Regions from separate parts of the Homo sapiens genome. Here region 2 is linked to region 1. Evidence: chromatin loops called from intact Hi-C (ENCODE). Cell type or tissue: Caco-2. All regions are shown on one strand. Links, peaks and the distances in the headings refer to the core of each region. The heading gives the core; the rest is flanking DNA. Region 1 holds the start of LOC105371155 (a long non-coding RNA gene). Region 2 overlaps KDM8 (lysine demethylase 8).

Evidence for each region. A loop is a pair of places that touch in the nucleus more often than their neighbours do. Peaks named below come from ENCODE experiments on the same cell type or tissue, not always from the same donor. Only the 100,000 strongest peaks of a DNase experiment are listed, where the experiment ranks them.
Region 2: it touches region 1 in a loop (6-fold over the local background); 7 of 110 quality-filtered maps call a loop at or near these places.

Annotation. Positions count from the first base shown.
Region 1 is chr16:27,152,990-27,157,380 of GRCh38, forward strand. It overlaps LOC105371155 (a long non-coding RNA gene), which reads right to left and starts at 1,142. Exons shown (of 3, transcript XR_950956.2): 1 at 531-1,142; 2 at 241-426. In Caco-2, for the core only: a CTCF peak has its summit at 2,218 (motif pointing right); a DNase peak (open chromatin) is centred at 2,202.
Region 2 is chr16:27,212,503-27,216,893 of GRCh38, forward strand. KDM8 (lysine demethylase 8) reads left to right here. Exons shown (of 8, transcript NM_024773.3): 3 at 1,083-1,249; 4 at 2,374-2,506; 5 at 3,443-3,487. Among named protein-coding and RNA genes, the nearest start is that of KDM8, 11 kb to the left of the region's middle. RefSeq lists an enhancer at 4,179-4,391. In Caco-2, for the core only: no CTCF peak of the experiment used is centred there; no DNase peak of the experiment used is centred there.

The DNA of each region.
Region 1 (4,391 bases), core at 264-4,263:
AGGGTAATAAAATCACAGCCTAAATTTAATTTCTGAAGAGTGCATAGGCTCCAAAAAAAATAAGCATTTAAAAATGCCTTTGAAATATAGCCAGAAAAGCAGAAGTTAATTCACTCCCTGATTATGTCAGCTAATGGACACACTGGCACAATTAACTACATAATTGCAGTAGTATAGACAAAGTCCTGAGCTCATGCCCGGGTTCTGCTGTACAGGCCTCGGACCATGGGAAGGACTTACCAGATAGGTGGCTCGTATATGCAGATGTCCCTACAAATAGGCTCAGAAAAGAGCTCCCATCTCTAGAAGCAAAATAACACCAAAGATGATATCCACAGCCTCCATCCCAGCACATCTTCTGGTTGCCTGGAGCTACCTGGAGCCATCTCCCGGACAGGAAGGCAGGGCGGCAAGGGCTTCGTGGCACTGTGTTTGCAAACTTCAGCTACTGAATCCTTTTCACTCAAAGGCAACTTACTTTAGTGATCATCAAAAAAGACCCATCCAGCATTTCTCCCAGGCAACCCTACCTTCCAAGCTTAGGAGTCTGGCAGGACTTGAATCCCACAGCTGTCATTTATTTGCCATGTCACTTTGGACAAGTGATCAGCTCATTTCTCTGCGCCTCAGTCCCCTCCTTTGTAGAAAGGAAACTCATTTGTTCTTTCATACATTCAAGATATATTCAATATATATGTACTGAGCATCTACTCTGAACTAGGCCCTGGCACAGGTAGCCAGGAGATAGCAGCGAAGGCAGAGATCCCTGCCAGAAGGGGAGAAGAGGTGTAGATCCAAGTAGCGGAGATCAACAATGAGCAAGACCAGGACGTACTGTGTATAGAATGGGAGAAGATAATGCTTGCTTGGGGAAAATAAAGTAGGGAAAGAGAATAAGGAGGGAGGGAAGGAGTGTTGTAATTTTAAATAAGGCGTTTGGGGAAAGCCTCACAGAGAAGGGGAGGTTGGAATAATGGCCTGATGAAGTAGGGAAGGAAGCCAGCCACGTGGATATCTGGGTGCAGAGTTCAGGCAAAGGAAAAGTGCAAAGGCCCTGAGGCAGGAGTGCACCAAGAGTAGTCCAGGAACAGCAAGGAAGCCGGGGCGCCAGAAGCACAGAGACTGGTAGAAAGTGAAGTCTGAGGCCAGATGTGGTAGCTCACACCTGTAATCCCAGCACTTTAGGAGGCTGAGGCAGGTGGATCACTTGAGGTCAGGAGTTCAAGACCCACCTAGCCAACATGGTGAAACCCTGTCTCTACTAAAAATACAAAAATTAGCCGGGTGTGGTGGCGCACACTTATAATCCCAACTTTTCAGGAGGTTGAGGCAGAAGAATCACTTGAACCCAGGAGGCGGAGGTTGCAGTGAACCAAGATTGTGCCACTGCACTCCAGCCTGGGAGACAAGAGTGAGACTCCATCTCAAAACAAAAACAAAAACAAAAAAGGAGGTCAGGGAGCTAACAGGAGAATAAGAATAAGATCTAATTCGAAGGGATAATCATGCATCCACTCAACTAGTATTCACTAAGTGCTTAATCCATGTCAGAGAGTTGCTGTGAGGATTAAATCAGATAAAGCGAAAGCACAGGCAGCTCCCAGCATACAGTAAGTGCTCAATACATGTCACCTATTAGAAGAGGACGCCCCTGCACTCTGGGCAGGTGGCAGCATAGACACTGCTCAGGAGAACCTGGGTCCTGGCCCTGCTTTCTTTCCCGGGGTAAGGGTGCAGCCTCACTGCTAGGGAACCTGGTTCCAAAGCCATTAGTGGTCAAAGTTAGTGCCCAGGTTGCTAGGGAAGTTCCTCCACTGTCAGGTTCAAGCATGTAAGGTTTAGGCCACAGCAAGAGCTCTGCTGCTCTCTCGGCTCTGGAAGGGCCATAGCTACAAGGAAAAGGATACAGAAAGCTGACAACCAGGGAGGGAGTCAGGGGAAGTTCATGGCAAATAAACGGACTTTGCTCCTGCTCTGGGGAACCACGCTTGTGCAGCCTTGGCTAAGGAATGGGTCACTTATCAGGGTGTGCATGCATGTGTGTATGTGTGCAGGCGTGTGTGTATGTGTGTAAGTGCGTGTGCACGCTCGTGCATGTAGGCACGTGGTCTCCTGTCTCTAAATCTGTAGCCCACCTGCAATGCTACAATTATCTACTCTTAACGCTCCTTGTTCCCACTCAGCCTGGGCACACGCAATACCCTGGTCGGCCACAAGGGGGCTCTCAGCGTTCCCCTTCCCCCTCCCTCCACCCATTAACGCACTGGGCCGCGGTTTGTGGTGGTGGTACACAAAGGGTTAAAAGCGCCACCTTAGAGGCAGGAGGGTCGCTTGAGGCCAGGACTTCCAGACCAGCCTGGCCAACACAGCAAGTCCCCCATCGCTCCAAAAAAAAATTAAAAATTAGCCGGGCAAACCATTCAAACCATCTCTGATGGGCCAAAACTCGGTGATTGGCACAAGAACCGGTTACAGTCTCTTTACACCTCCGTTTAGGTTACAGTTCACCATGTACGGAGAACCCTTTAGGCCAAACTTAAAATACGTAAGGAGGCAGCTTTAGGCTAAACTTGATTTAACACGTATGAAGGCATGCACAGGAAAAGACCTGGAAATGATGCTCAAAGGGGTTAATAGTGATAGACTCTGGACAGAAGGAAAGGAAGCTATTATTTTCTTAGTTATGTGTTATCCACATTTTCTAATTTTTCTAAACATGTAAAGATAAAATTATATTCTTAAAAATAAATAAGACCTCAGAACAACAAAAAGGAATTAAATAAAGTATAAAATAGAATATAATCAATACGCTGGGTGCGATGGCTCACGCCTGTAATCCCAGCACTTTGGGAGGCTGAGGCAGGTGGATCACTTGAGGCCAAGAGTTTGAGACTAGCCTGGGCAACATGGCAAAACCCCATCTCTACAAAGAAAAAGAATAGAATCAACCACACACACACACACACACACACACACACACACACGCAGATTGTCAGGGAAGTGCTTCTCAATCTTTGTAGCACACATTAATGTCCTGGTCGAATTCAGCAGTTCTGTCATGGGGCCTGGGAGTCTGCATTTCTGACAAGCTCCTGGATGTCAAGGCAGCTGCTCCAAGAATCCCACTCTTTATAGTGGTAAGGCTAGGGGCTTATTGTAATTTCTATCCTAGTGGCTGTCACAATCCCCTTTCTCTTCCTTCTCAGGTCAGATATCTGTCACGTATTGAAGCATCATTTATAAAAAAACAATACTTTGTTGTTGTTTTTTGTGTTTGTTTGTTTGTTTGTTTGTTTTTGAGACAGGGTCTCACTGTCGCCCAGGCTGGAGTGCAGTGGTGCAATCTTGGCTCACTGCAATCTCCACCTTCCAGGTTCAAGTGTTTCTCCTGCCTCAGCCTCCCGAGTAGCTGGGATTACAGGCGTCTGCCACCAGGCCTAGCTAGGTTTTTGTGTGTGTGTGTACTTTTAGTAGAGATGGGGTTTTGCCATGTTGGCCAGGCTGGTTTCAAACTCCTGACCTCAAGTGATCCGCCCACCTCAGCTTCCTAAAGTGCTGGGATTACAGGCAGGAGCCACCATGCCCGGCCATAAAAAACAATATTTAAAATAATTCAAGTATCCATGTATGGGAGACTGGCTACCTGAACCTTGGTATATCTATACAATGGGAGGTGTGCAATAAACGTTTAACAACCAGCTGTCTGAGTGGGAAGCCCTGAGGTAGACAGTTTGCCCATTTCTGTTGTGCAAATACTACCACTGTGGCCTATTTCAAGCCACCTATGTGAAATCAATTGGTTCACAAAATCGCTGAAGGTTTAGCAATCAGTTCTTCGGAGCCAGCACACCATCAGCCAGCTGGTGCCAGCACACCCCACTCTACAGCCATAAATAACATAAACAACAGTGAGGAAGCTGTCTCTGCACTGATATGGAAAGATCTTCACAATACAGTACACTGTAAAGTGGGGGGAAGAAAGCAGATGTAAACCAAAATTAAATTCTAAGGCCCCCTCCGAACCATCTGAATGGACCCCTTCTCTCGGCCAGAGCATTCCAAAACTAACCCAAAAAACTAGTTCAAGGCCGTGATGGAAAGAGGGAGCGAGACACTCCTCGTTATATCCTCCTCCCTTTTGGAATTATGGATAGACAGGCTCTTTAAGTCTGATAAGAAACATTTGTAATCTATTCTCTCTGAAGCCTGCTACCAGGAGGCTGCATCTGCATAACAAAACTTTGGTCTGGGCCAGGCTCGGTGGCTCACACCTGTAATCCCAGCACTTTGGGAGGCCAAGGCGGGTGCATCACAAGGTCAGGAGTTCAAGACCAGCCTGGCCAATATGGTGAAACCCTGTCTCTATTAAAAATACTAAAATTAGCTGGGCA
Region 2 (4,391 bases), core at 316-4,315, 60 kb after region 1:
GCCGGCAGATCACCTGAGGTCAAGAGTTCGAGACCAGCCTGGCCCACATGGTGAAACCTCATATCTACTAAAAATACAAAAATTTGCTGGGCGTCCTGGCACATGCCTGTAATCCCAGCTACTCTGCAGGCTGAGGCAGGAGAATTGTTTGAACCCGTGAGGCAGAGGTTGTAGTGAGCCGAGATTGTGCCACCGCACTCCAGCCTGGGCAACAGAGCAAGACTCGGTCTCAATAAATAAATAAATAAATAAAACATAGCTCACTGCAGCCTCGACCTCCTAGGCTTAGGTGATTTCTCCTACCTCAGCTTCCCGAGTGGCTGGGACTACAGGCATGTACCACCACGCCGAGCTTTTTAAATTTTTTCTAGAGCCAGAGGTTTCTCTATGTTGCCCAGGCTCGTTTCAAACTCCTGGGCTCAAGCAGTCCTTCCACCTTGGTCTCCCAAAGTGCTGGGATTACAGGTATGAGCCAGTGTGGCTGGCCATTTCCCAGCAGGTTCACACCTGTGGACACTGAGGTTCTCAAGCAGCAAGTAACTTACTCAGGTCACCCAGCTGGGAGATGGTTAAGGAAATGATGGTGCAGCCACTCCTAAGAAACTGTAAGGACCGGGTGGCCATGTGGAAACTGCTTTTGATAAATGATTGGAGGGGAGAGGCAGGGCTGCTGCTTCATCATTGCTGTTACTCCCAGTGGGTCAGAGATATTTTGCGTGTGTGTGTGTGTGTGTGTGTGTGTGTGTGTGTGTGTGTGTGTAAGATGGGAAAAGAATAGGAATGAGAAGACCTTAAGATGGTGAAGTTGGAGATAGTAAGTTTTCCTTTATTGCAGAATGTCTGTGAAAGCAGTTTATAATGAAACAAACATTTTTGATGAAATGGTTAAGAAAAAAACCACCTTGATCTCATGAGGAGCAAATAGTAATAGTAGCAGTAATAATAACAAACGTTGTCTATTGTTGTTACTGGTACTCTTGACAGCTAAGCTCTCCTACCCCTGACACAGGTTCCTGGTGGAATACCTCAAATGTCGACTTCCTGAGGTGGTTGCTATTTTGTTCTGTTTTGATTTTAAACAGAAAGCAAGGGCGGACCATGGTTTGATTCCAGATGTGAAGTTAGAAAAAACAGTCCCCCGGCTGCACCGTCCGTCCCTCCAGCATTTCAGGGAGCAGTTTTTGGTTCCAGGGAGGCCCGTGATCCTGAAAGGCGTGGCTGACCACTGGCCGTGCATGCAGAAGTGGAGGTGGGTGGTCGCTGAGGGAGGTGAGGTCCCTTTTCCCATTTTAGCGTTCCCCAGGGCTCCCTGAATTCCTCCCGACCATCCCCAGGGAAATGCAACCTTGTAGATGCTTCACTAGCAGCCCTTGACTGATTGCCAAGGGGTTAAAAAAGAGTGAAAAGTAAGGTGCTCTGAATTTATGCCGCAGGTTATGGGATTCTTACCTTCTACCTTGCTCGCCTTAAGCGGTTTTTTAATGAGTCCCTAAGTGGCAGTCCTAGAATGTTTCTGTTATGCAATTTTACAGGATCCTAGCAATTTCAGACCATCTCAGGGCCCTGAAGCTAAGAGCAGAAATAACCCAAGAGACAGCCCCTCTCTCTCTGAGGGATTCTGTGGTCTCTTGTGTTTGTTTCTAGTCCTTTCTCAGAATCATGATGGGGAGATCAGATCAGGCAGCTGGAGCGTGGCTGTCATGCCGCGGCTCTGCATGAGTTTGGAAATAAGGAGGCATCTCTCCAGGAAGGTAGATGGAGTCCGCCTGTTTTGTGGTTTCGCGGAGGGAATGGTACCCGCTGACACATGTGGAGGAATTCTCATTGCAGGAGCTCTCCTCACAGCAAGGCTTCATTAAGCATTTTACTACGTACCTGGCACTAGGACAGGTGTTGTCATCACCCCCATTCTGTAAATGGGGATCAAGGACTCGGGTTCAGTAACCTGCCTCAGATCCCCTGGCCTGTAACTGATGAGGCCTGGAATCAGTCCCAGGCTAGAGGGCAGAGTCCAGGAGACTGCCACCTGCCACGCTGTCCGCTATTTGTTCAAAGGTTTCTCAGCTTAGTGACAAAATGAGCAAAGAAAGAAGTGAGGAGGCTGTTGGCAAGCAGGGAACTAGAGCAGCCCAGCCAACCAGACTTACCGGCCCTGTCTGCAAAGCTGCACAGCACTGTGTATGAGCCACACAGCCTTGAGCAGGGAGCCCCACCTCTCCATGCCGGTTCCTCATCAGTGAAGCTGGGGATGACAGTCCTTGTCTCTGCACGTGAGGTTTTCCGAGGATGAAAGGGGACCACATGCAAAGCACACTTAGTACTATGCCCAACAGATATTAGCAGTGACGATGCCAATGTGTGTCTTTCTGCTAGTTTGGAGTATATCCAGGAGATCGCTGGCTGCCGAACTGTCCCAGTGGAAGTTGGTTCGAGGTACACAGATGAGGAATGGTCCCAGACCCTCATGACGGTCAACGAGTTCATCAGCAAATACATCGTGAATGAGGTACATCATGGGGACTGCTTTCCCCTAGTACTTGCAAGGCAGAGAGCATAGTACATTTAGGCAAATAACCCCCCATGTGTTGTAATGGGAGGTTTTGGAGGAGCCAGGCTGTAAGTCTGTGGTCGGAGGGACGACCGCAGCGAGGAAGGCAGGCTGCTTAGCCAGCAGACATGAGGGATTCATGTCAGGTCCTTTTTAATGGGCAGGGGAGTATAATTCAGTGGGTTTTAGCCTGTTCCAAAAGTTGGACAGCTAAGTCTAGAGTATGTGTATTTAAATTTTTAATAGCAGCCAGGCATGGTGGCTCACACCTGTAATCCCAGCACTTTGGGAGGCTGAGGCAGGCGGATCACTTGAAACCAGGAGTTCAAGACCAGCCTGGGAAACATAGTGAAACCCTGTCTCTATAAAAAATATAAAAATTAGCTGGGTATAGTGGTACGTGCCTGTAATCCCAGCTACTCAAGAGGCTGAGGTGGGGCAAATTGCTTGAGCCCAGGAGGCAGAGGTTGCAGTGAGCCAAGATCAGGCCACTGCATTCCAGCTTGGACAATAGAACCAGGCCCTGTCAAAATTACGACAGGACAGGATAGGACAATTTATTTTTCCCAAAAGTTAGATCACTTATACTTTCACCAGCAATTAACACAAGTGTCCATTTTCTTACATCTTTGCCTGCACTGTTTGTTGCCATTTTATGAAAATGTTTGCCAATCAGATGGATGAGATCAGTGCTTTACAAACTGGGTACCCCGGTGCTGGAGAGGTTCTTTGAAGCTGCCCCAGGGCCTCTAAGGGTTGGAGAGGACCACTCAGGATGGAGTGGAAGGGTGACGGGTGCTGCAGCTGGGGCCAGCTGGACAGCAGCAGCAGGAGGGCATCTGTCATGACTAACTGGGCTTTCTGTGTTGCCTCTGGTTTTCCCCGGTGGATTAGCCAAGGGACGTCGGGTACCTTGCTCAGCACCAGCTCTTTGACCAGGTAAGTCTGAGGCCACGCACCTCTGCCCCTCACCGTCTCACCTTCCCCTCTCCTCCCCTCCTGGGCTCAGTGCGGCTGGAGCAGTGAGCGTGAGTAGGAGGGAGGCAGCAGGTGAGGCTAGGAAGGTGACAGGACGTGGGTGATGAGGAGCCATTTTCCTAAAGTGACAGGAAACACTGGGGGGTCGCCAGTGCCCCGAGGATTGTAGGGGCTGCTATTCAGAGATGAAGGGAGCAGCTGTCGGAGCGGGTGGCTGGCTGGGCTATTGCTGTGGTGCAAGGAGAGGTGATGCTGGCAGGTGGAGCAGTTCAAGACCGGTGTGAACCACCGAGCCCTGGACGTGGGTGGATGTGTGGGGGAGGGAGGGAAGATCGGGGAAGATGCCCAGATTCAGGACCCCAAAACACTAAATAGATGGAGCTGGGGCGCCCAGGAGGGACCTGGCTGGTGTGGTGTCTGCCAGGAGTGCCCAGGAAGGCAGCCCTTGGCAGGATTCAAGGATAGGGCCAGGTGCGTGTCCCGAACGTGGAAGACTCGAGTCAGTCAGGGTCAGGGCTACAGCCAGGGGTGGGCTGGGGCCGCACCTCTGTAGCCTTTGCAGTGGGGCCCTGGGATGCTGATCAGCTGCTGTATCTACTGCTGAAGCCAGGACTGCTTCTCTGTCTCGATGGGGGACCCAGGGCCAGTAGGGGCTGTGCCAGGAGCCTTCATGCCGACATTAAAGGACGCTGGCGGTTTCTCTTCCCCAGGCCTCCCTATTAGGACCTGTGCATCCTGCGTCCTGTCCATGTCACTTGCTAAGTGAAGGAAAGGGGGATTCTAATTGATCAGGTCCCTACTGTGTGATCCCGAGACCCACCTTTCTCCTGACCCTGGTCATCCTGGGGGCATGGCCTCAGTGTGG